Linked DNA regions of Homo sapiens: all the other regions are linked to region 3. A link is a contact called in ENCODE Hi-C or POLR2A ChIA-PET data. All regions are on one chromosome and are shown on one strand. The core of a region is the stretch at or near the end of the contact, and the rest is flanking DNA. Distances in the headings are between cores, read along the strand shown. Region 1 holds the start of PTGR3 (prostaglandin reductase 3). Region 2 holds the start of CNDP2 (carnosine dipeptidase 2). Region 3 holds the start of ATP9B (ATPase phospholipid transporting 9B (putative)). Region 4 holds the start of TIMM21 (translocase of inner mitochondrial membrane 21). Region 5 holds the start of ZNF407 (zinc finger protein 407).

Region 1 (4,306 bases), core at 1,750-4,249, 3.9 Mb after region 3:
AGCACCGCGAACTTTCTCTGCTCCACGCGCCGGCCCAGGTTGGGGGTGTGGGGGAGGACGGCGACCGCAGCCTCCAGACGACTGTGGCCAGCGCAGGCTGGGCCTCCCCTCCCCAGCTTGGGGCGGCCCGCGGCCCACGTCCCGCACCTCGGCCCGCGAAGCCCCCTCCTCCTGCTCCTCCCGGCGCCCACTCCCCGCGGCGCGGGCCGCGCGCCCGTTACCTGCCGAGCGCCGGGGGGCCTGCTGCTTCCTCCTCGGCATGCTGCTCGGCCGCCGCAGCCGTCGCCTCAGCCGCCGCCGGAGTTCGCGGGGCGCGGGGACGCGGGGCCCCGGGCGCGGGCGCAACTCCGCGGCGCGCCCAACTTTGGCCTCGTCCCCGCGGGCTCCGGGCTCCGGGCGCGCCGCGGACCGCGGGGAGCCGCTCGCATGGACCGCCGCGCCCGGGGCCGCTCAGGAGGCGGCGGCGGCGGCCGCGCGGCCCGCTTCCCGGCGCCGGGCTGCGGGCGGAGCGCGCGGGGCCTGGGCGCCGAGCCCGGAGTCATCCCCGGCGCGGGCCGCGGGCGCAGCAGCGGGCGCTCGGCGGGCCGGCCCGCGGCCCGCGCTCCATGCTGCCGCCTCCCCGCCGCCGCGCTGCTGCTGGGCGGGCGCTCCTCCCGGCGCGCCGCTCCGGGCGCTCCCCTGCGCCTTCTTCCGCGAGCCGAGAGTCGCCGAGCGCAACTTTCTCTCCCCCTCTCTCCTCGCTGTTTGGGGGTCGCGGCGAGTGTTTTTAGTGCGCGGGTCGCAGCTTTCTCATTGTGCGCCAGCGAGGCCGATGCAGGCTGTCCTTTTCCTCCCCGCACTTAGTCTAAGAGGAAGAAAGCAAACAAGACAGAGGAGTGAAGCCCCCGTACATACATGCGCCGGGGGGAGATGTCAGGCGCTGCTCCACCTTCCAAACAGTCACAGATCAAACAGTGTCACCCCGCCGGAGCGCCACTTGGTGCCCCGCGCTTCCACCCGGGGGGCTTGGCCGCCAGGATCGCCGCTTCTTCCAATGCGAAATCTAATGCAAACACATTTTGATCATGGATTTTTGGCCGGTCTTGATCTTCCAACAGAAAAAAATTTGAAAAATACACAAAAAGCACCCCCCCCTCCAAGAAAAAAAAAAGGCAACAACAACCCGGAGAGTGTGTGCAAAGGGGGTGAAGAGCAGACATTCACTGGGTGGGCGAGATGAGCGTGGACTGTCCCCCCCCCCCTCAAACTCCTGGGAGAGAGGGAGATGCACTCTCGCTCTCTCCTCTTTTCAGTGAAATATAACACACATTCGGATCGCAGAGCTTTCAGACAGTCTCAACTGATAGACAGACACATCGAGCTGCTTTTCCTGCTTCAGTTTTTACTCCTCCTCCTCTCGCCAACGTCACCCTGACAATTACAAATAGGTCTCTCACAAACCATACCTGTCAATCTTTTTAATTGCTTTGTTTTCTTTTTTTCGGAGCTAAACAATATGACAAAAAAAAGAAATCTTAATACAGCATAACATAAAAGATTGTACATTGGAGGAATTCATTCAGTGTTGTTATTGTAACCCACTGGCTGATACCGGGTAAAACCCATATGCTCTAAGTTAAGTAGACATTAGTTCCTGCAGATTTTTAAACCTGTTAGTTCCCCCCCAACACACACACATACACATACACACACTTGCACATTCATACACACGCAACCACGTGCATCCAAACTACCCTTGGGTGAAGCATGTCCTACATTTGGGGGGAAAAATATCTGTGTCGCTTTTGCAATCTCAGGTTGGGGGGTTAGATTTGGCTGGGGAGGAGCCCAGAGTAGCTTTTATATTTTGGTAATTCGTGGGTAACTGAAAAGCAAGATATTTTTAAAATTAAATTTTACAATTTAAATAAAAATGTAAAGATGGACTTAGTTCATCACAGAAAAGTGTGGAAATATTTAATTTGGCCCCTCTATAAAAAGTGAATTGACATTTGGTCCATGCACGCCAGTAGGGAGAAAACGGACACGATGGAACGACAGATCTTTCTAGCTGGGTTCGAAAATGAGGTCCTCACACAGCAGTGCAACGTCTCCAATTCAGTTAAGTCCCTCGGCATCCCCACGTAGAACTTTAAAATGTGTCTGTGCTCTGGGAATTTGGCCTTCTGGTTTTCTATATGTGTGTTCTCTCCCAATGGGAAACCTGTAACAGTCTTGTAGATCTACTTAAAACATTCATGGAAAAACATGAAATCTAGGCCAAAATAAATAAAATGGCTTAGTTCCTGCAACTTGCATGGGACAGACCGTGGACAGAAAGCACGCGCAAGGGGTTCCGGGGACAGGAAGCCACCAGCCTGGGGAGCGGGAGGCACTGGACATTTCCCCGCCCCGCGGTCGGTACGGGTGCGCGTGCGGCAGCGGCGGCAGGGGCTCCCCGCCCTGCCCGGGGTCCCCGGTCGTGCCCCGCCGCCCGGGCCGCGCTCGGGGTTGATTCGTACCACCTTGCAAGGAAGTGAACGCTTCGCACGGGAAGGGGAGGCGCCTGCGCCGGCCGCCGCGCAGCTCCGGGGACGCCCGGGGCTGCCGCCGGCTCGGGGCCGCAGACGACCGCGGGACGCGCGAGTCCCCCGTCCCCCCTTGCCCGCCGTCCCCCCCGCCACCCTTGCCCGAGAGGAGTCAAATCCGGCTTTTAGAGCTCGGGGAGGGTGGGGATATCCGGTGCCTCTCCCGCGCCAGGAGGAAGGGGGAGGGCGGAGAGGATCCTTGGCCAGTCTGCGCCGAGCAGATTCAAACCAAAACAAAAAGATTAAAGGAGCAGCGGCCGGGGCGGCAGCGGTCCCCAGGCCGGGACACCCGGGGTGGTGCGCCCGGGTTCGCGGGGGCTGCGCCGGCGCCGGGGAGGCGGGGGGAGCGGGAGCGGGCGACGCGGGGAAGGGGGGAGCCAGGGGGAGGGCGCCGGCCGGAGGAGGGGCGGACCCGCCCGCCCTAGCCGAGCAGAGCACAGCCGAGCCGAGCGGCCCGGGCGGGGGCCGACCCCGGCCAGCGTCGGCGCAGAGAGCGGGCGGAGGCGCAGGCCATGCTGCGGCTGGTGCCCACCGGGGCCCGGGCCATCGTGGACATGTCGTACGCCCGCCACTTCCTGGACTTCCAGGGCTCCGCCATTCCCCAAGCCATGCAGAAGCTGGTGGTGACCCGGCTGAGCCCCAACTTCCGCGAGGCCGTCACCCTGAGCCGGGACTGCCCGGTGCCGCTCCCCGGGGACGGAGACCTCCTCGTCCGGAACCGGTGAGCCCGGCGCCCCCCAACCCCACGCCCCCGTTCTCGCCCCGGGCTCGCGCCGCGCCGCGCCGCTCCCGCAGTCCCCAGCCCGCCCGCGTGCCCACACTCCGGCGCGCGCTCGGGCGCACAGCCTGAGTTTGCGAGATCCCGGGAAGTTGAACCCGCCGCCATCTGGCGAAGGCGAATGTGATGTGACTGTTGCTGGTGTGAATATCCGATGCCACCGAACGTCCTCATAACTGAGGGTTATTTTAATTTGGGATTCCCCTCCCCTCCTCCAGCCCTCCCTCCTCCCCCTCCCGCTCCCGAAATAAAACCGACGGGACCCAGAAGGGGAGGCTCCCCGCCGGGCCGCCCGCGCGCACCCACAGTTCCTGCGTTGACATAATCTTTAGGGTGGAGCGGGAGCAGCCTGGACGCAAACTGCGACGTTTAGGTAAACGTGCTTCGGAGGAAGGAGGCTGGGACCCGGCTGGCTTTCCCTGTTCCCTCCAGGTTGGCAGCCGCCTCGCAGTGGCGGAGCCTGTCGTTGGATGTGTGGGTGTGCACCTCGCCGGTGTTGTCTGCGTGCTGTCAGTGCAGTGTGACTGTTGTCTGTCCCCTGAGTGTTAACGACCGCCGCGTGGCGCGTGTCCCGGGCAGCTGGGCCAGGGTCGGGGTGGGGGCATGGCTGCCTTTGCCGGCACGTTTTGCAGACATTCAGGTGACACCGGGTTGTTGCGAGACCTTCTGGCTTTTCCATTCCCCGCGCTCCCCACCGTCGTGTTTCCGCCTCACTCATCTTTAGTAACTGGCGAAGCAACAGGGAGGAAACGGACCTCACTCTTTATCGGAGCCATGCCCGCTTAGGTCTTTGCTCCGTGGGTCCCTGGCTGCCCGACTTGACTGGCAAGGCGCTCCTCTATGCCCTCTGCAGAGGCCTGCAAAGTCCCATCGAAATGTTTACGGTGCTGCATGTGTCAAGTTGAATAATAATATCGAAAGGGAGGAGTAAGTTCTGACTGTAACTATGTTGTAAATTGTG
Region 2 (4,359 bases), core at 71-2,570, 4.6 Mb after region 3:
TTCCCAAGTAGCTGGGACTGCAGGTGCGCACCACCACACCCAGCTAATTTTTGTATTTTTTGTAGAGACGGGGTTTGCTCGTGTTACTCAGGCTGGTCTCGAACTCCTGGACTCAAGCGATCTGTCCGCCTTGGTCTCCCAAAGTGCCGAGGTTACACACATGAGCCACCATGCCTGGCAAGGGAGTAACATGATTTAAATGTTGAGACTAGTGGAGGGCAGGAGAAATTGCTGTGGCACCTGGAACCGTCAGTAGTACACACAAATGAGTCTTCTAGTTCTGAGAATCTCAGTCCCTGTCCCTTGATAATTGAAGGCATATATAACACAAATAACTGAATCACACCTTCATGTCTGATTAAGAACCAATAAAAGAATCTCCAATCTGCCCAAGCTAGAACTTGATCCCTAAGCATAATGTGGACTTCTCTTCCTCCACTCCTGCCTGCAAACATTAGGGACAAGGAAGGTATTGGTAGCAGGCCCCGGGTTCTCCGCCTCTTCCTGCAGTCTATGCTTGGATGATCTACGGAATCTGACCTTGGCAGGCGGTGGGGAGTTTGGTTTGGTGGCCCTGTCTGTGAGGACCAAATATTGTCTCTATTTCACAGATGAGGAAACTGAAGCCAATTGAATAAGACACCTGCCCCAGACCATCAAGCTGGCATGGGAATTTTGTCTCCCCTCAGACGCTTCCTCCTATAGCCTTAAACGCTGCCTCAAATGCTGGCGGGAGCTAGGGACGCTGTCCAGGGCCCTTTGAACCTGGGAGGCTTCTGTCCCGCCACACTCCCCACCCCAGGTCTCCGGGAAAGGGATCCGTTGGAGAAAGGCTGGAGTTCTCAGCAGGCCCCTGGGGAGGGGTGTGGCCTGACCAGCGCTCGGCTCCCCGCAACCCCATCTCCAACCCGGGTCGTTCCACTCGACTCCACCAGGGAGGGCCACGCAGGCTCAGGCCAAGTGCGCCGCCCAGCTTGTCCCTGCGTACCGGGGACGCGCTCGGCGCTGCTGGGACACGAGTGGCCCGGAGGTGCGAGAGGCCCCGGGGCCATGGCCGTCACGGGCCTCCGCCCCCGACCGCGCGCTCGGGAACAGCCCGGACACCATTGTTCCCGCCTGGCTGCGGCCGGGCGCCCCACGCTCCCCCACGAATGAGGCGTGACTCTCGCCGCTGACCCGGGTCCTCCCCGCCCAGCCCGTTCCCAGCTCAGGGCGCCCACCCGGGAAGGAAGGTCCATCAGGAAGACCCACCTGGGAAGGAAGGCCCACTAGGCAAGGCCCTGTTACCAGCAGCAAGCGCGGCGCCGGTTCCGTACCACGTGTCCCGGCCACGACCCCCGGCGCTGGCCCGCCCCGCGGTCGCCCTGGCCACCAACCCCGCCTTGTCCGGAGGGCAGGCATCGCCACGCCCCCGCCACGCCCACCAATCCAGCCACAGGCAGAGGGGTGGTGTCACTCTCTCCCCGCCCCATTTCCGCCCTGAGCCAGGTGCGGAAGGTGACGTCACCTCTCCCAGCTCCATTTCCGTCCCGCCCACCAATCCCGGCCTGGTCCACAAGGCTTTCGCCTCGTCGCCCCTCCCCGACGGTAGACGGGGATGTGGGCGTGGCGAGGGGGCGGAGATTTCGTGGGTTGGGATTCAGGGGAGGCAGGGCACACGGGAGCGCGTGTCCGGAGCTGTGGGCTTGTGCTGTGCTTCCCGGTTGCTCTTGGGTGGGCGGGGGGCCTGGTGCTTCAACGGTGGGGTCCGAGAAGTCGCCTGCAGTGCGGCAATGGAGTCCAAAACTAGGGGGCCCTGACTCCACCCTCTGATCTCCCAGGCTCCGGAGGTCCCACGACGCTCCCATTCCCTTGCGCATCCAGCACTGCACTTTCCGTTGCGTTTCAGTCCCGGCGGAGTCGGGGCACGGACTCCTGCGGGTCACACAAGCTCCAATGAGAGGTCGGTCTGAACTGGATTAGGAAAGCGTTCGCCAGCATCGTTACCAGTAGTGGAAATATTTTAGTATTTGTGTCCCATGACCCTAGGAACTGATGAAGGAAGCAGAGCCAGCACCGTGTTTGAGCGTCTGCGACAGCGCTTTCCTTTTTAATCTTAACAACAATTCTTGGGGGTAAAATTGTTATTCCCTAGTCTGCTCACTTTTCCAATAGAGTGTTCTCAAAAGACTTTCTTTAAACTTGTACCACTACCACATTCTTTAAGGAGTGATGGCTCGGGAGTTATTATTTTTTAAAAATGAATTTAATAGTTGTAAGAGATGTATACGTTCCCACATAAAGTAAAATGTTAAAATTGTCTCCTCCCTTAAAATTTACATGGTTTGTTTCCTCTTTTTATATTTATTTATTTATTTATTTATTTATTTATTTAGAGACAGAGTCTTGCTCTGTTGCCATGCTGGAATGCAGTAGCCCAGTCTCAGCTCACTGCAAGCTCCGCCTCCCAGGTTCAAGCCATTCTGCCTCAGCCTCCCGAGTAGCTGGGACTGCAGGTGCGCACCACCGCACCCAGCTAATTTTTGTATTTTTAGTAGAGACAGGGTTTCACCATATTGGTCAAGATGGTCTCGATTTCTTGACCTACTGATCCACCCGCCTCAGCCTCCTAAAGTGCTGGGATTACAGGCGTGAGCCACCCCGTCCCCCCCATCCCTGCCTCCTCTTTTATTTTTTATTTCTATTCCACATCCCTCATAGAATTTTGTTAAATGTAACATTTTTATACTTAATAGTCTTACTCATATCCTAATCATTTCTCTACAACAGACTATGATAAAAATTTAAATTAATATTTACTTTGCTATAACCAGATGAGATTAGGCATGTTCAGGGTGGTATGGCCATAGACACTTTGCTATAACCAAAAAGCTTTAAGTATTAACATTTTTTCTTCTGGATTAAATTCTCATAATAATTATTGTACATGAATGATAAAAAGAAAAAACTATATTACACATTTTGCAAACATTGCAAAAAGTAAACATTGGTGGAAGATACATCCTTTAATCATATCTACTGGGCTTTTAAATAAATTCGTTCAGGTATCCATAAATGAGATTATTGCTGAAAAGAGGGTTTGGTTAAAAAAAAAAACAAAACACACACACACACACACACACATATGTATATAGCAAAAAGAAGTGATTTAGAGTAGAAGCCATAACACACTACTGTTACCAAAATTTAATAGGCTCAAGGTAAGAATAAATAATGAGCAAAGAAGTAGTTGAGAACTTTAGAGCAATCAGATGCTTCAGTCCAAGTGAAAACATGAAAATGCATTTGCAGTACTCAGTGTTGAAGAAGTTGGTGAACATGTTTCTCCTATGAATCTGAATAAATGTTAAGAAAATACAAAACACAACATTTACCCTTAATATAGAACCCTGTTACCTGGAAATATGTTAATTGTCATTATTCCCCTGGGAACAATGTTAAGTCAGTACCTGATCAGTGTCCTTGATTAAGGAGTTGTCCTCCAGTGATACCATGTGGCATTTCAAATTGTCCCTTTGTCTGGAGCATGCCAGGCTTCAAGAGTTGATGACATACAGCATCAGGAACAATGCCTGGCACTGAGAAGGTGCCTCATGAGTGTTAATTACTCATCCTTGTGCAGGGACCAGGACTCCTAGGAACAGGAGACCCTGGCTGAGGTCAGCAGGTCAGTTGCACCGCCTACATGCTCTAGGAGAGAGCCTCTGGAAAATTTGAGAAGCTGGAGGTTGATGCCCTTTAGAACTCTCTGAGTCCCTAAGTTTCCTTGTGCCCTCAGTCATCTTTCTCAAGACCACTGCCTTACACAGCTGGTAATGCAAGTAGCTGGTATTGGAGCCTGTGTGCTCAGTTCTGATTTTCCAGCAGGTGGCCCTGCAAGTCCATTGCTTCTTAAAGTGTGCATTGCAGGTGGCTCAGTGGCAACAAACCTGAGCTTAAAGAGCTACATAAATGTGTTCCTATTCCTCTCTGATGATTTTGAGGACAACAGGGACATTATGAGAGAAAACAAAGAAGTATGAGGATGAGTGACCACAGGTTAAGTACTTCAGAAAGAGAAAGGCTGTGACTGTTCTCAGAACTTAGGGAATGCAAACATTGTAAAAGTCACTGTTGATAACAGACCCACTCAAAAAACAAAATTATTTCAAAATAAAAAATTAATTTAATATTATGTGATTATTCTAATAAAAATGCTATGGTACAAGAACAACAACAACAACAACAAAACATTAGATCATGCTTCCAATTGCCGAAATTTGTAGTTCTCAGCATGAGATGGAGTTTAGTCTTCAGAATCTGTCATGTCTGTTTAACCAAACTTTTGTTTTTATTTTTTTTTTTTGAGATGGAGTCTCT
Region 3 (3,818 bases), core at 843-3,342:
CAGATCAAAGCTGTAATGAGCTACGATCGCATCACTAACTCCAGCCAGGAGAACAGAGTGAGACCCTGTCTCAAAAAAAAAAAAAAGGAAGAACAATAGAAAAAGGGGAAATATGCGTATGTGGTATATGCAATACACTATCTTTATCATCATGAGTTTTATAAACCATATTTGATGACTGACACAAAAACTGTAACACCATCTGATACCCAGGACATGATACTTAAAGTGAGGACCTAAGTGAAAGAAGGGTTTCCACACTTGACTGGAAGTGGTGAAATACAGCAATACACCATGGTGATAAGTCACATTTGTATATTGTAATACCCAGAGCAAGCACTGTAAAAACTATACCAACACCTAATCTCAAACACACTATAGGGATACCAAAAAAGTGTCCAAGTAACCCAAAAAGTGGCAAAAAAAAAAAAAAAAAGAAACAGGAATCAGAATGAGAATCAGAAGAAACAGAACACAGATAATAAATGGCACACTTATATTCTAACATATCAGTAATTATCGTAAATGTAAATGGTGTAAATATGCCAATCAAAAGAGAATGGCATAGTTGATAAAAAATATAAGATCCAACAAGAAACTCACTTCAAATTCAACATAGGTAAGTTGAAAGCTAATACCATGCAAACATTAATCCAAAAAAAAGCATAAATGGCGACATCAATATCTAATAAAGATTTTAGAGCAAAGAAAATTACCAGAGACAGAGGAACATTAACAATGAAAGGAACAATCCACCGAGATGACAAAAAATCTTGAATGTGCGTGCACCACATGACAGTGCTTCAAAGTACATGAGGCAAAAATGGATTCAATCTGTGATGGAAACCTATTTTGAAACAGGTGGCACATTTCCAACTAAAGAACTCCTAAAATTAAACAGATTTACTAACACAATTACTGTTATAGGTAACACCAGAACCCACTTCCAACCAAGCACTGAAAAAAGGGCACCTTACACATGTTCTACTGTAATCTCCAATAATCCCGTAAGAAAAAATATTATCCAGCATTTTACAGATGAGGAAACCATGGCTTGAGTTTAAATAAGTTACCCGAGAGTAAATCGCTAGTGGGTAAACACTCAAATCAGCGTTATAACATTCCAGTATGTACTTTGAGCTATATGTTAGTCTCTCAAATGGCCGAAAACAAAAATTATTCAAAAACTCAAATTCTGAAGCAACTACATATTGAGTGAAATTATGTTTTCGACAATTCCTCTGGAATAAAACTTCAAAAACTATAAGAAGCAACACTTTTTAAAATTTTCTTTTCTTTGAATGAGAAATGTTAAATATGAGCTAAATGCAATCTCGAGTATGAAAGGTCTGTACACTAATTCTACTGCTAACCTGTGACCCCACTAAACAAGTTAACCGTTCTCAATACCCCATTTCCCTTTCGTAAAAGCAAAATTACTTGTCGACAAAAAGCACTTTGTATATATATGTTTAAACAAAAAGTGTGCCTAGCAAAGATATCGAAATGTCGAAGAGAAGTCATTTCAATAAGAAGTGTGTTTTTAACAAAGCAATTAAAAGTTACATCCGTCACCTTCACAATTCACAGGGCTACAAGAACAAGTTTCGGAGACTCTGAAGTATCCGAGAAGTTAGCACTTTTGATCCCCGTTTACTTTAGGAGAGCAGCCACCCCTCAACACTGGACCGCGGTTCTCTGCTCCCGTTCTGGCTCCTACGCTCGGCCCAGGCGTCCCGGGGATGCAGCCGCTCGCCCCGGCAGCTGCCCGCGGCCCTCACCACCGGCGGACGCCACAGCTGCGGCGCGCTCAGAACGCCAAGGACTCCCGGCTCCCAGCGAACAGATGGGGCGCGCCGGTAGCGACCCCAGACCCGCCCGGCTCCGGGTTCCTGCGGTGGGCTGGGGGCCCCGGGGAGCGTCGGCGGGGAACGGGGCCAGTGCCGCCTCGGTTACCTGCTGTGCCGGTCGGCTCCCGGCCTGGGCCCCGCGGCGCTGTAGTAGGCCGCGCGTTTGCGGTTGGCTGCGGCCGCCGCTGCGCTACGCACCGGGTAAAGCGGGATCTGGTCCGCCATGTTCCGACCGCCCCTTTCCCGCCCCTCCCACTTTCCCCTCAATTCGCCACCTTTTCCCCGCCCTCTCCCCTCAGCGCCAACCCCGGCTGAGGCGCCGCCTGCGGGCCTTCCCCGCCTCCGCCAAGCGGCGAGGTCCGATGACGTAACGAGCGGCGGCGCGGAAGGTGTGGCGTCCCTAGGCCCCGCCCTCGTTTGGCGTCGGCGCACGATGACGTGCCCAGGGTGGCAAAAGCGCGGCGCAGGAGGCAGTGGAGTCCGGGCAATGACGTCACGAGTGGCTAAAGCTGGGACGGGGGGCGTCGCGTTCCGAGGCCCCGCCCCCGCCTCGTGACGGGCCCGATGACGTCACCGATCGGCGGGGCGGGGCGCGCGTGCGCCACAGGCTGGCCTTCCGGTAGCGCGCGAGGGCCTGCACGTGGGTCGTGGTTCGACCCGGCGCGCTCTGGTCCGCGGGTGGAAGGGCCTCGCAGCCGTCTCCTGGAAGCTCTGCCGGGGACACGCGTGGGCGCGCGCGGCCTCCTTAGCGGTCCAGAGCCTGCGCTGCCAGTAGTACGCGCGCCCCATGGCTGTGTGGGGCCCCACGCGCCCTCCTCGCCGCGCGGCTTCTTGCTTCCGCCCCGCGCTTCTCCAGCCTGCCTTCGGTGCCCGCTTCCTGCCCGCGCCCTTGGAACCGCTGGTGTCTGTGCGTTCACAGGCAGGGTCGTGCTACGTGGCCCGGGCCCCCAAAGCGCCGCGACTGCAGGCGCGCCCACCGCGCCGGGCTGAATTTCCGAGATGTTCTTGTCCTGCTTCCTCACTGCTGCTTCCTTCTTTCTCTGGTTCTGGGTCTTTAGCTTGATTCCACATCCCCCACCTCTAGGCCCACAGCCTGCTGAAAAGTCCTATAGGCGACTGTCAGAAACGAGGTTTACACCCTCAGTCTACACAAGAAAGCAAAACGATATTGAATAAACGAATACACGGCTTTGGTTGGGTTTGTTTCATTTCCTGTCCCGAGGACAGCTCCCTTCCACCTCCATCACCCGCTGCAGCTGGAAGCCGGCAAGCTGATGCACCGCTCACCTCACGTATTAATGGTTTACTCACTTTGTGTTTTTTTAAACAATGTTTTTCTGATATTCCATTTTCATGACATATAAATTTTGTCTATGTGTTTGAAACACTGTTCAACATGAACTTATAAATGCTTTTCTTTTCTGTTTTTTGGAGATGGGGTCTCTGTTACCCAGGCTGGAGTGTAATGTTTTGATCACGGCTCACTACATCTTCCACCTCTCAAGGTTCAGGTGATCTTCCCCCATCTGCATGTATTACTTTTTCATTATAAAAAATGGTCTTTATGAATATGAATATTCTTAATTTGTTGCTGCCACTCTGATTGCCAGTTTGCTTCTCAGCTGCTTTTCATGTAACCTGAATACATGCCACTCCACAGACACTAACTACTTTCAAAAGACGCCAATGGCCTCCTAATTGACAATGGCCTCACCCATTATTTCTCTACCTCACTCTCAGCCGCTGACACTGTTCACACCATCTCTCACCCACATTCAACAACTGATATTGATAACACCATCTCATTCTCACAGCACTGGCACTGTAACACCATCTCCTCACCCTCACTCAGTACCTGACAGTGATAACGCCGTCTCCTCACCCTCACTCAACTACTGACAGTGACAACAGCATCTTCTCACCCTCACTCAACTACTGACAGTGACAACACCATCTGACCCTCAGTCA
Region 4 (3,906 bases), core at 492-2,991, 4.9 Mb after region 3:
TCTGGACATTCAGGAGAATATCACATTTGTCTACTATATTTATGCCATCATGTTAGAGCCCATAAGTAACAAGTGGCAAGTGTGTTAGAAGGCTTGGTCAGAGAAGCTGCAAGTGTGAGAGGTGGGTCCAACAAAGATGCAGAGGCTCATCAACACATGAGCCGACCTCGTGGGGCTACACTGGGGCGTGCCAAGACATGCCCTCCCAAGTAAAAGACAATTGTACCCTATACCTCCTACCACAATGCTTCATAGGCCTGTTTGAATTCTGGACGCAGCATATTCCATATTTGGGAATGTTGCTCCCATCAATTCACTCAGCCACAAGGACTGTCACGTCTGAATGGGGTGCAGATGAGGGAAGGGGTCCCTAAGCAGGCCTGGTGTGCAGTGCAAGCATGAGCACTGTTGCCTGAGCCAGATGACCTGATGCACATGCTGTTTGCCACTTCTATGCCTTTCACCTCTGCATACAGGTTGTTCCTTCGTGCTGAACTAGTATGAATGAAAAGCTAGGTTTTTGGCATAGTCAGCAGACTCTAAAACAATTGGTATGATCCAATTTTTTGGGTTAAAAATTATTAAAAGGTATGTGTATGAAAGTGCAAAATGTTAAAAATAGTCATCTTCGTGTGGTATAATCATGGCGGTCTAAATTGCTTTGTCTTTTTTTTTCCTACAAATCACATGCGAAATGAAGACATTAAAAAAAAATCTTAAAATATCTGTGAATACATCTCTGACTTTCCCTGACAACTTACATTCCATCCTCCCTATTTTATGTTTTTCTATTACTGCAGGTAACATGTGAAAGTTTTCCCTACCAGTTATGAGTCAATAATCTCTCTCTCTCTCTTTTTATCCTATCCAATTACTCTTTATTATATGTAACAGAGCCAATATAACTTGAGAAAAATTTCCCAAACATAATGAAAAAAAGTTATATCAAATTCAAGATCAACTTTCACATCTGAGTTCCAATCTGTGAAGAAAACTGTAGATCTATATGTTCTAGTTCTAAATTATGTTTAAACGGTTTTTAAAAATTCATGTGAATTGCTTTTTCACCTTTAGCAGTGAACTTGGTATAAAAGGGCATTGGCAGCTCTTGTCATGTCTGTTGAAAGCCCAATCATTAAAGTACTCCTTTTTACCTTTTTGTGATGTTGGGACGGCGGTTCCCCCTCTCTGACTCCTGTGCACAGACACTTGTTTGCTGCCATCCTCCTTTGCTTTTCGGGGGCTCGGTCCCTGCGTCCAGATGGTTTTCTGGGTGACTCCAAGAATACATCTAGGTCGCAGCGTTTTCTTTTGATATTGAAGCCCACATCTCAAACTGGGCTCAGTCTTCAAGCACGCTTTGTTAAGCACGATGTATGGCAAAAGCAATCGCTTTGCCGAGGACCTGTGCAGCTTCTCCGTATACTGTACGGCTCGTAGAAAAGTACAAATCATGTTCACGGAAAATCGTTCCGCTTAGGGACGATGCTAACTACAATTAGGAAAGCTTTAGGGTTCACTACACATGCGGCCGGACACGTACTCAAGCCTATACGTTTACATTACATGGGGTGTTAGGCAAAAACGTCAGTTTCCGCAGCGTAAATGAAAACGAAAAGTCTCCAGGGAGAACCTGATGTCTACCTTCCCTTCTGTCTTCTTTCCATTTTAATTAACAGGCTCTGATCACCTTCTGGGCTGACATTCACAGTGTCCCCGCCATGCCTTCGCAAAGTCACCTGGGAAACCCCCGTCTTCCTGGGAATAGTAGTTTGAAAACCTCGCTCTTAACTGGGATACGGCAAAGAGGCGCGCAAAAGAGACTACATCTCCCACAATTCAAGGCGGCCAGAGCACGGCGCAGGTCCTTCCCGCGCCCCCAGACGCCTCCGCGCCCAGCGTCGGCGCAGACGCTGCGCGTCCCTGGAGCGGCGGAAAGTGGGGTGTTGGTGGGGGAATTGGTACCACCCACCCTACGTGGTTCAGGCGGGACTTGCAAAAGCCAAATTAGCAGTTACAATCTACGTGTTTTCCTGATCCTTATAGAGAGGACTGTGCACAGTGGGAAATACCCCCTTGGACTGTGGTCTTGCCAATTCCGCGTGGGCAAATGATTTAGTTTTTGCGTTTTACTGTGTTTTCAGAAAAACTGGACAATAAAGAGTCAGCAAGTGGGGATGAACGAGGCCGCTGCAAAGCAGGCACCGGTTTCCTAAATGGTTAAGCCGCGAACTTGGCTTGGCGCCCTAGGCGGCAGAATGTTAGGGGTGGGTAAGGAAGCCGAGGCCCGGAAGTTTCTAGAAGCCCGCTCTGTGAGCGGGTGTCTGGCGCGGTGCCGTCTGCGCAAGGGTGGGCATACCGTTACTTTTGCTCACGCGCGCATGCGCATAAGGGGTGTGGCGACGTGCGGGCGTGGGGGCGGTGCGTGCACTCTTCGTTTCAGCCCTGGCGCGGTCCTGTGGTGAACTCCTTGTCTCTATGGCGACTGGACGCGGTCGGATCTTGCAGCAGCACTGGCTCGGCCTCCAGACGCTGCGCGGGCCCAGCAGGGGCGGTGGCGCGGCCCGGGGGCGCGCCAGGGCCTTTGGGTGCAGGTGACTGTAGGGCCTGCGGGTGGGGTCCCCTGGCGGGAAGCCCGTCACTGCGCGGCCCCGCTCTCTTCACCGTGTATTTTATTCGTCCAGCTTGGCGCAAGGCCCGTGGCCGTCTTCAACGTGAGAAGGGTATGGAAGAACGACCGGAGGAAATCCTTTCTACCCTGCAACGTGGGGTACCCTAAGTTATGACACAAATAGAGTAGCCTCTCGGGGAAATATTTTTTCTTGCGGCGCCTGTGGCCGGGGATGCGCGCACCTGCCAGGACAGGTGCAGGTCCAAGAGGTCGTTTCTCCGGGATGCGTGCCCTAAATTCACGTGTGCTCCGCCCCTGCCTTCGTATTTTCGCTCTTCTGTAACCAAGAATCTCCCTTCGTGTTTTTCATGACCTTACAACTTAGGGAAGTAGAGTCTGTTCATCAAAACCTTATCAGTTGACACCCTCATCCCCCAAGCAGATACCTCGGGCAGGCAGGTTGGTCTGGCGGGTGGGGGGCAGCACTTTCTGCACCTCCAACGTCAAGGCTAAGTTGCCATCTACATTGCCAGGTCTTGCTCATCTGCTTTCCAGAAGCATCTTCAGCGTGAAGAAGTAAAATGAGCCAGTGCATCAGAAGTATCAGCATGCATAATGGTACCTTATGAAATCCCTCTCATTATATCGTGAGCTGTTCCCTAGCTGTGTACCCATCACTGCAGTTAGTTTACAGATGGAGGGATAATGCCAAGAATGGTTTACATTCTTGAGGATTATCTTTCTGCTTGTAAGACTCCTTGATTTATAAATAGGGAAAGTCATGCATATTTTGCCTTCTAATAAACCAATGGTCTATGTTTAAGCACACAAAGGGAGTCTATTACATACTAGTTGAACTACTTGTTTTTTCCCCCTGAATCTCCAGAACTATGTCCTGTGTCCTCTCTAGGTCTCCATTACTTCCACTTACCTGTTTTCAGAAGCCCAGCCCTGTTGCTTAGTGCTGTGATAATAGTTCTTAATTGAATACCTATAATGCTAGACATACCACAAGCCTTGTCACAAATAGAATGGTGACAATGCCTGCAAAAATTCTTTTATGTAGGAGAAAAAGCAGGAATTTAAATAGGAAACTTGAACTTTTAATCAATTTGCTGCTATTACTAAAATTAGTCTTTACATAGTGCTCTATTAGGGGGAAGCAGAATGATTTTTATATGATGAATCTTTTATCCTTTGTAAGTTGAGTGAACTTCCTGGATTGATATAATTAGAGGGCCTGTCATTATGCCTGGCATGGGAACCTGCATTTCAAGCTGATTTGGAAATGTATG
Region 5 (4,169 bases), core at 578-3,077, 4.5 Mb after region 3:
GAATGTTGGGGAAAATGTCCCTTCAACCAGGTGAATACCCACTAGTCCTTGAGACCTATCTCAAATCACATATCCTGCAAGAAGCTTTCACCACTCCCCACCATCAATCAGCCGTAACTTCCACTGTGCTCCCACATCTCTATTTTAGTAAGCAGAAAAAGGTATTATATATATTTATTTATGTGTCTATTCAACCAGATCTCAAAATCCTCTAGGGAAGTATATTACTATTTCCAACACCTAGAAGGGTGTTTGGCATAAAGCAAGAACCAGTGTTTTTGAAGTGGAGCCACTTTGCTCTGCTTAAAAGGTACCAATGGAACTGTCCTATTGTTTGCAACTTTTCTGTAAATCTTAATTTATTCCGAAATAAAGTTTAAAAAAAAATGCACCAGTAGCAACTGTGTTGTGAGCAATTATCACACCTGCCTTACATGTCACGCAAGAAGAAAGCTTTACCTTGTACCAGTAGCAGTAATTTTGTATATAGCAAAGTGAGTCTCAGTTTGTAAAAAGGGAATAATTCCTACTACACAAGATTGCTGTACTAAATGAAGCACAGTGAGTATGCCAAATGACATATAAGCTCTTCTTAATAAGGTTCTGATGAGTATATGTTAGGGCCCCTGTCTACAGTGTTCTAAATGGACCAGCACTTCACCACAAAACAGATACATACTACGACTAGGATGTCACCAGGCATAGACTGCAAAGCTGTAACTCAAATCACTATTAAGACTGTAATTACTTATAAAAGTATTCTACATGTGTGTCCACGGATGTGGGATGTCCTATTCCAAAACTCCCCAATGAAATAAATGGCTACTCAAAACCCAGCGCAACCGACAGAGGTCAGCGGCCACTGCACCCCGCCTCCACCAGCTTAAACTCCAGAAGGAGGCCAAGCACCCAGGGCGTGCTAGCTGGCTGGAAAGAGGTGAGCATCTACTGAGAAACCCACTGCTGCCCGCAGCGGTGTCAGGCAGCCGCGGGTCTCCCCGCAGTGGCGCAAAGCGAGCTGAAGTCGGGAATGGCTAGGACCCTTCGCTGCCACCGCGGTGCTTTCGGCCACCGCACTTGTGTGCCCTCCGCCCGCCCACACCAGCGTCGCTTAACGGAAGAAGGCGCGAGTAGCAGCGGCGCAGCCAGGGCACCTGGGGGTGACACGAGAGTGGGCGGGCGGTCCAGGGAGCCCCTGCTGGAAACCAGACGCTAAAGCTTGCAGCTGTGCAGCTAGGGGAGCATCTGTTTTCCACTTGAGAGCAACCCGGGCACGCGAGAACGGCCCGATTTCGGTGCAGGGGTGCGTCCCGAAGGAACGGGGGACTGTTTCTGCGCGGACAGGCGAACCCGGCAGGGGAAACCGAGGCCACGCTAGGTCCGCAGCCCCGAGGTGTCCACAAGAGCTCCGCTCGCGCAAGGGCGCGGAGCGAGGCTGCCCGCGGGACCGGCCTGCGGAGCGAGCGGGTGAGAGGGCAGGGCGGCAGCTGGGGCCTGGGGGAGGAGGGCGGCGAGGCAGCGTGAGCGAACGAGCGAGGGTGTGTGTCCGGGCGTGAGTCTGGGCGGGTGTCGGGAAGGAAGGCGACAGGGAGGGGCGGAGGCGGGGGGAGGGGGGAGGAGAAAGAGCGAAGGGCCCAGACGGGGCTCTGGGCGCCCAGCCGCCCGGCTTCGAGCCCTCAAGCCACCGCCCCCAGGCCCCGCGCTGACGCTGGACGGTCCCCGCCTCCAAACCCCCCGCCCCGGCCAGAGAATAACTTACCTGTTTGGCGACGGAATCGCTCCTGCTCGCCCCTCTGACTGACTCCTCCGGCTCACCGTCTTCCCTTTGGGAGGAAGAGGCGGGACATCCTGTTTCTCCGTCGAAGGACTTCCGGTGGCTTCCAAGGCGACTCCGTAGTGGATGCAGCGCCGGACGCCACAGCCGAAAAACAGAATCTTGGAACTGGTTTAGTACAATCCAGGTCGAGTTCCTTGTTTTTTATCCGAGTGGCCGGCAGGCCCATGTGCTGTCTTGTTTTTAACACATCAGCTCTTGCCGGAAGCCGCTAAGAGATAAAATAGGAAGTCCCACCCTTCCCTTAGAGAAGGAAAACGGAGAGCCGAAGGAGTCAATCTAAATTCGATGAGCGCGTCGGGCTCCAAGGCAGGCGCTGTCAGCCCGGGAGGGCTGTCTGGGATTTCTAGAGGGTCCCAGAACGGGTTCTTCCCAGGCCGATCCCGCCTGCTTCCTGCCCCGTCTCTCCACCCGCCTCCCGCCCTCTGTAAGGGACCCCGAGGGCGGCGCCGGAAACACGGAGAAGGCCCAGAACGGCGCGGGACCCGAGAGGCCTACGTTGGCAAACGCAGCCCGCTGCCCCTTTGCTCGCTTCCCCCGGGCCTGGAGTGGCTCCTGTCGCTTCTGGCGCTCCGATTTCGAGAAATGACTTTCAGCTGTGCAAGGCGAGAATGCTACTTTAGATGATGAGAAAAAATCTCTCGAATGGCTCCCAAAATGAGGTCCTTGTTTAAGAGGCCACAGGAAGCCGCTAGCCGAACTCTGATACCAAAGAGGAGGCCAAGAAGCGGACTGTGGCTTGGTGACCTGTTTGGTATTGCCAAATTTTCAGCTTTTATTAAAGCTGAAACACCTTGGCTGTTTAAAACGTTCGACAAGGACTTTTTTATGAACGTTAACGGCACAGCATACGGGTTTTTTGGAAAAAAAAAAAGGCAGGACTTCAGCCCGTCCGCCCCCTTGTGCAGGTCCATTCATGAACCTCGAGTTAGAGGCCTTTCTTCTGAAACTCAGAATCTAGTAGGGAAGACCTGTGTAGACGAATAAAAATAAATACATCACAGCTTGTTAAGTGCTGTGACAAAGAGGCAGTGAAATCCTGCTTGAGGTCATCTGCCTTGCTAAAGAGGTTTGACTATGTTGTAGGCACAGGGTTAGGGTTAGACTCTGTAATGGGAAGTTATGTGATCAGATTTCTGTTTAGGAAGATCACTGGCCAGGCGGGGTGGCTTACGCCTGTAATCCCAATACTTTGGGAGGCCGAGTCGGTGGATTGCTTGAGGCTAGGATTTTGAGACCAGCCTGGGGAAACCGCGTCTCTACTAAAAATTTGAAATTAGCCAGGCATGGTGGTGCGAGCCTGTAATTCCAGCTACTTGGAGGCTGAGGCGGGAGAATAGCTTGAACCCAGTGGCGGAGGCTGCAGTGAGCCGAGATTGCGCCACTGCACTCCAGCCTGGGCGACAGAGCGAGATTCCGTCTCAAAAAAATCATTGTAAGTAATTGGATTTTTGTGTGTGTGTGATGTTCTGAAGATAGGCTTTCTAGGCCAAATCGTCACTCAAGGCCAATTCGAACACAATTCAGTTTAAATCAGAATACATTCGAGTGATAATTCCTTACCTTTTTAAATAGTTCATAGAAAACTTTTTGTAGACATTATCTGGTTTAATTCTGATTGTAATCCACATGAATTCTCTTATCCACAGTAAGGAACAGTAATTTAGAAGACTAATAAACTGTTCCAAGATCACACAGCTAGTAAAAGTGGAACTCAACCTAAAACTCCAGAGTCAAGCTTTTCCATCATGTAGACTCAGTTTAATAGTAATAGTTAATTAAAAATTCTAGAGAAAAATGTGGGAAACAATTTCCTCACAAGTGACCAGCTGCAAATGTTATTTGTATTCCATTAACCAACATTTATTGGGTGCCTGTTATATAAAAGATAAAACTGGGTTCTGCCTTCAAAGAGTTCACTTGAAATTTAAAATTTATGTGAAAATTTAGCACTTCCTACAGTGTTTTAATAGCTATTTCAACAGTGTTGGTGTTGTATGACAAGGTGATAAATTTCTTGACAATAACAATAGCACAATTCTGTATATGGATTGGGCATTCTGTGATCTTTGGGTGATTTATCTTGCTACCTTTCTTACCTTGGGGGTTTAGTTAACACTTATGTTCCTCCCCTGAGCAGTGAAGTAAAATCTAAGTTTATGTTTCAGTTCTATTTTGAGTATTTTGAGTTACTAAGACAGGACCTTAAGGAAGTCAGTTTGACCTCATTTCCAACTGAGAGAGTCCATAGATGTCATTCAAGACTAATTTTCTGATTCTAAGGAAAAAGGGAAGTCTTTTTTTTTCTTCCTCTCTTTATTTTTGAATGAATAAT

What was found. A loop is a pair of places that touch in the nucleus more often than their neighbours do. ChIA-PET counts read pairs that join two places held with the same protein, here RNA polymerase II (POLR2A). Pooled maps may share reads with other maps.
Region 1: a loop to region 3 is called in a map of ascending aorta, with 9 times the contacts of the local background. The contact joins the promoter of PTGR3 here to the promoter of ATP9B in region 3. A Hi-C loop is called at or near these places in 1 of 168 maps with a recorded cell type or tissue (ascending aorta), 1 of 37 single-sample maps with no recorded cell type and 13 of 50 pooled maps.
Region 2: a loop to region 3 is called in a map of naive thymus-derived CD4-positive, alpha-beta T cell, with 26 times the contacts of the local background. The contact joins the promoter of CNDP2 here to the promoter of ATP9B in region 3. A Hi-C loop is called at or near these places in 1 of 168 maps with a recorded cell type or tissue (naive thymus-derived CD4-positive, alpha-beta T cell), 4 of 37 single-sample maps with no recorded cell type and 14 of 50 pooled maps. POLR2A ChIA-PET finds 5 or more read pairs at or near these places in 1 of 52 experiments (activated CD4-positive, alpha-beta T cell).
Region 4: a loop to region 3 is called in a map of CD8-positive, alpha-beta T cell, with 17 times the contacts of the local background. The contact joins the promoter of TIMM21 here to the promoter of ATP9B in region 3. A Hi-C loop is called at or near these places in 4 of 168 maps with a recorded cell type or tissue (CD4-positive, alpha-beta T cell, CD8-positive, alpha-beta T cell and naive thymus-derived CD4-positive, alpha-beta T cell), 3 of 37 single-sample maps with no recorded cell type and 16 of 50 pooled maps.
Region 5: a loop to region 3 is called in a map with no recorded cell type, with 15 times the contacts of the local background. The contact joins the promoter of ZNF407 here to the promoter of ATP9B in region 3. A Hi-C loop is called at or near these places in 2 of 37 single-sample maps with no recorded cell type and 13 of 50 pooled maps.

The regions. Positions count from the first base shown.
Region 1 is chr18:75,207,832-75,212,137 of GRCh38, reverse strand. PTGR3 (prostaglandin reductase 3) reads left to right here and starts at 2,999. Exons shown (of 2, transcript NM_175907.6): 1 at 2,999-3,288. The coding sequence starts at 3,080. It overlaps TSHZ1 (teashirt zinc finger homeobox 1), which reads right to left and starts at 1,341. Exons shown (of 2, transcript NM_001308210.2): 1 at 222-1,341. The coding sequence starts at 261. RefSeq lists silencers at 28-347, 2,285-3,324, 3,350-3,525 and enhancers at 1,230-1,524, 2,564-3,494.
Region 2 is chr18:74,493,324-74,497,682 of GRCh38, reverse strand. CNDP2 (carnosine dipeptidase 2) reads right to left here and starts at 1,320. Exons shown (of 12, transcript NM_018235.3): 1 at 1,252-1,320. RefSeq lists enhancers at 212-311, 695-1,207, 1,765-2,034 and silencers at 805-854, 985-1,494, 3,906-3,955.
Region 3 is chr18:79,067,668-79,071,485 of GRCh38, reverse strand. It overlaps ATP9B (ATPase phospholipid transporting 9B (putative)), which reads right to left and starts at 2,092. Exons shown (of 30, transcript NM_198531.5): 1 at 1,957-2,092. The coding sequence starts at 2,075.
Region 4 is chr18:74,146,358-74,150,263 of GRCh38, reverse strand. TIMM21 (translocase of inner mitochondrial membrane 21) reads right to left here and starts at 1,741. Exons shown (of 6, transcript NM_014177.3): 1 at 1,155-1,741. The coding sequence starts at 1,455. FBXO15 (F-box protein 15) reads left to right here and starts at 2,430. Exons shown (of 10, transcript NM_001142958.2): 1 at 2,430-2,594. The coding sequence starts at 2,479. RefSeq lists enhancers at 1,491-1,580, 1,661-1,710, 1,741-1,860 and a silencer at 2,551-2,700.
Region 5 is chr18:74,595,528-74,599,696 of GRCh38, reverse strand. ZNF407 (zinc finger protein 407) reads right to left here and starts at 1,827. Exons shown (of 9, transcript NM_017757.3): 1 at 1,760-1,827. It overlaps ZNF407-AS1 (ZNF407 antisense RNA 1), which reads left to right and starts at 1,862. Exons shown (of 2, transcript NR_024484.1): 1 at 1,862-3,269. RefSeq lists enhancers at 832-1,051, 1,842-2,051 and a silencer at 1,442-1,741.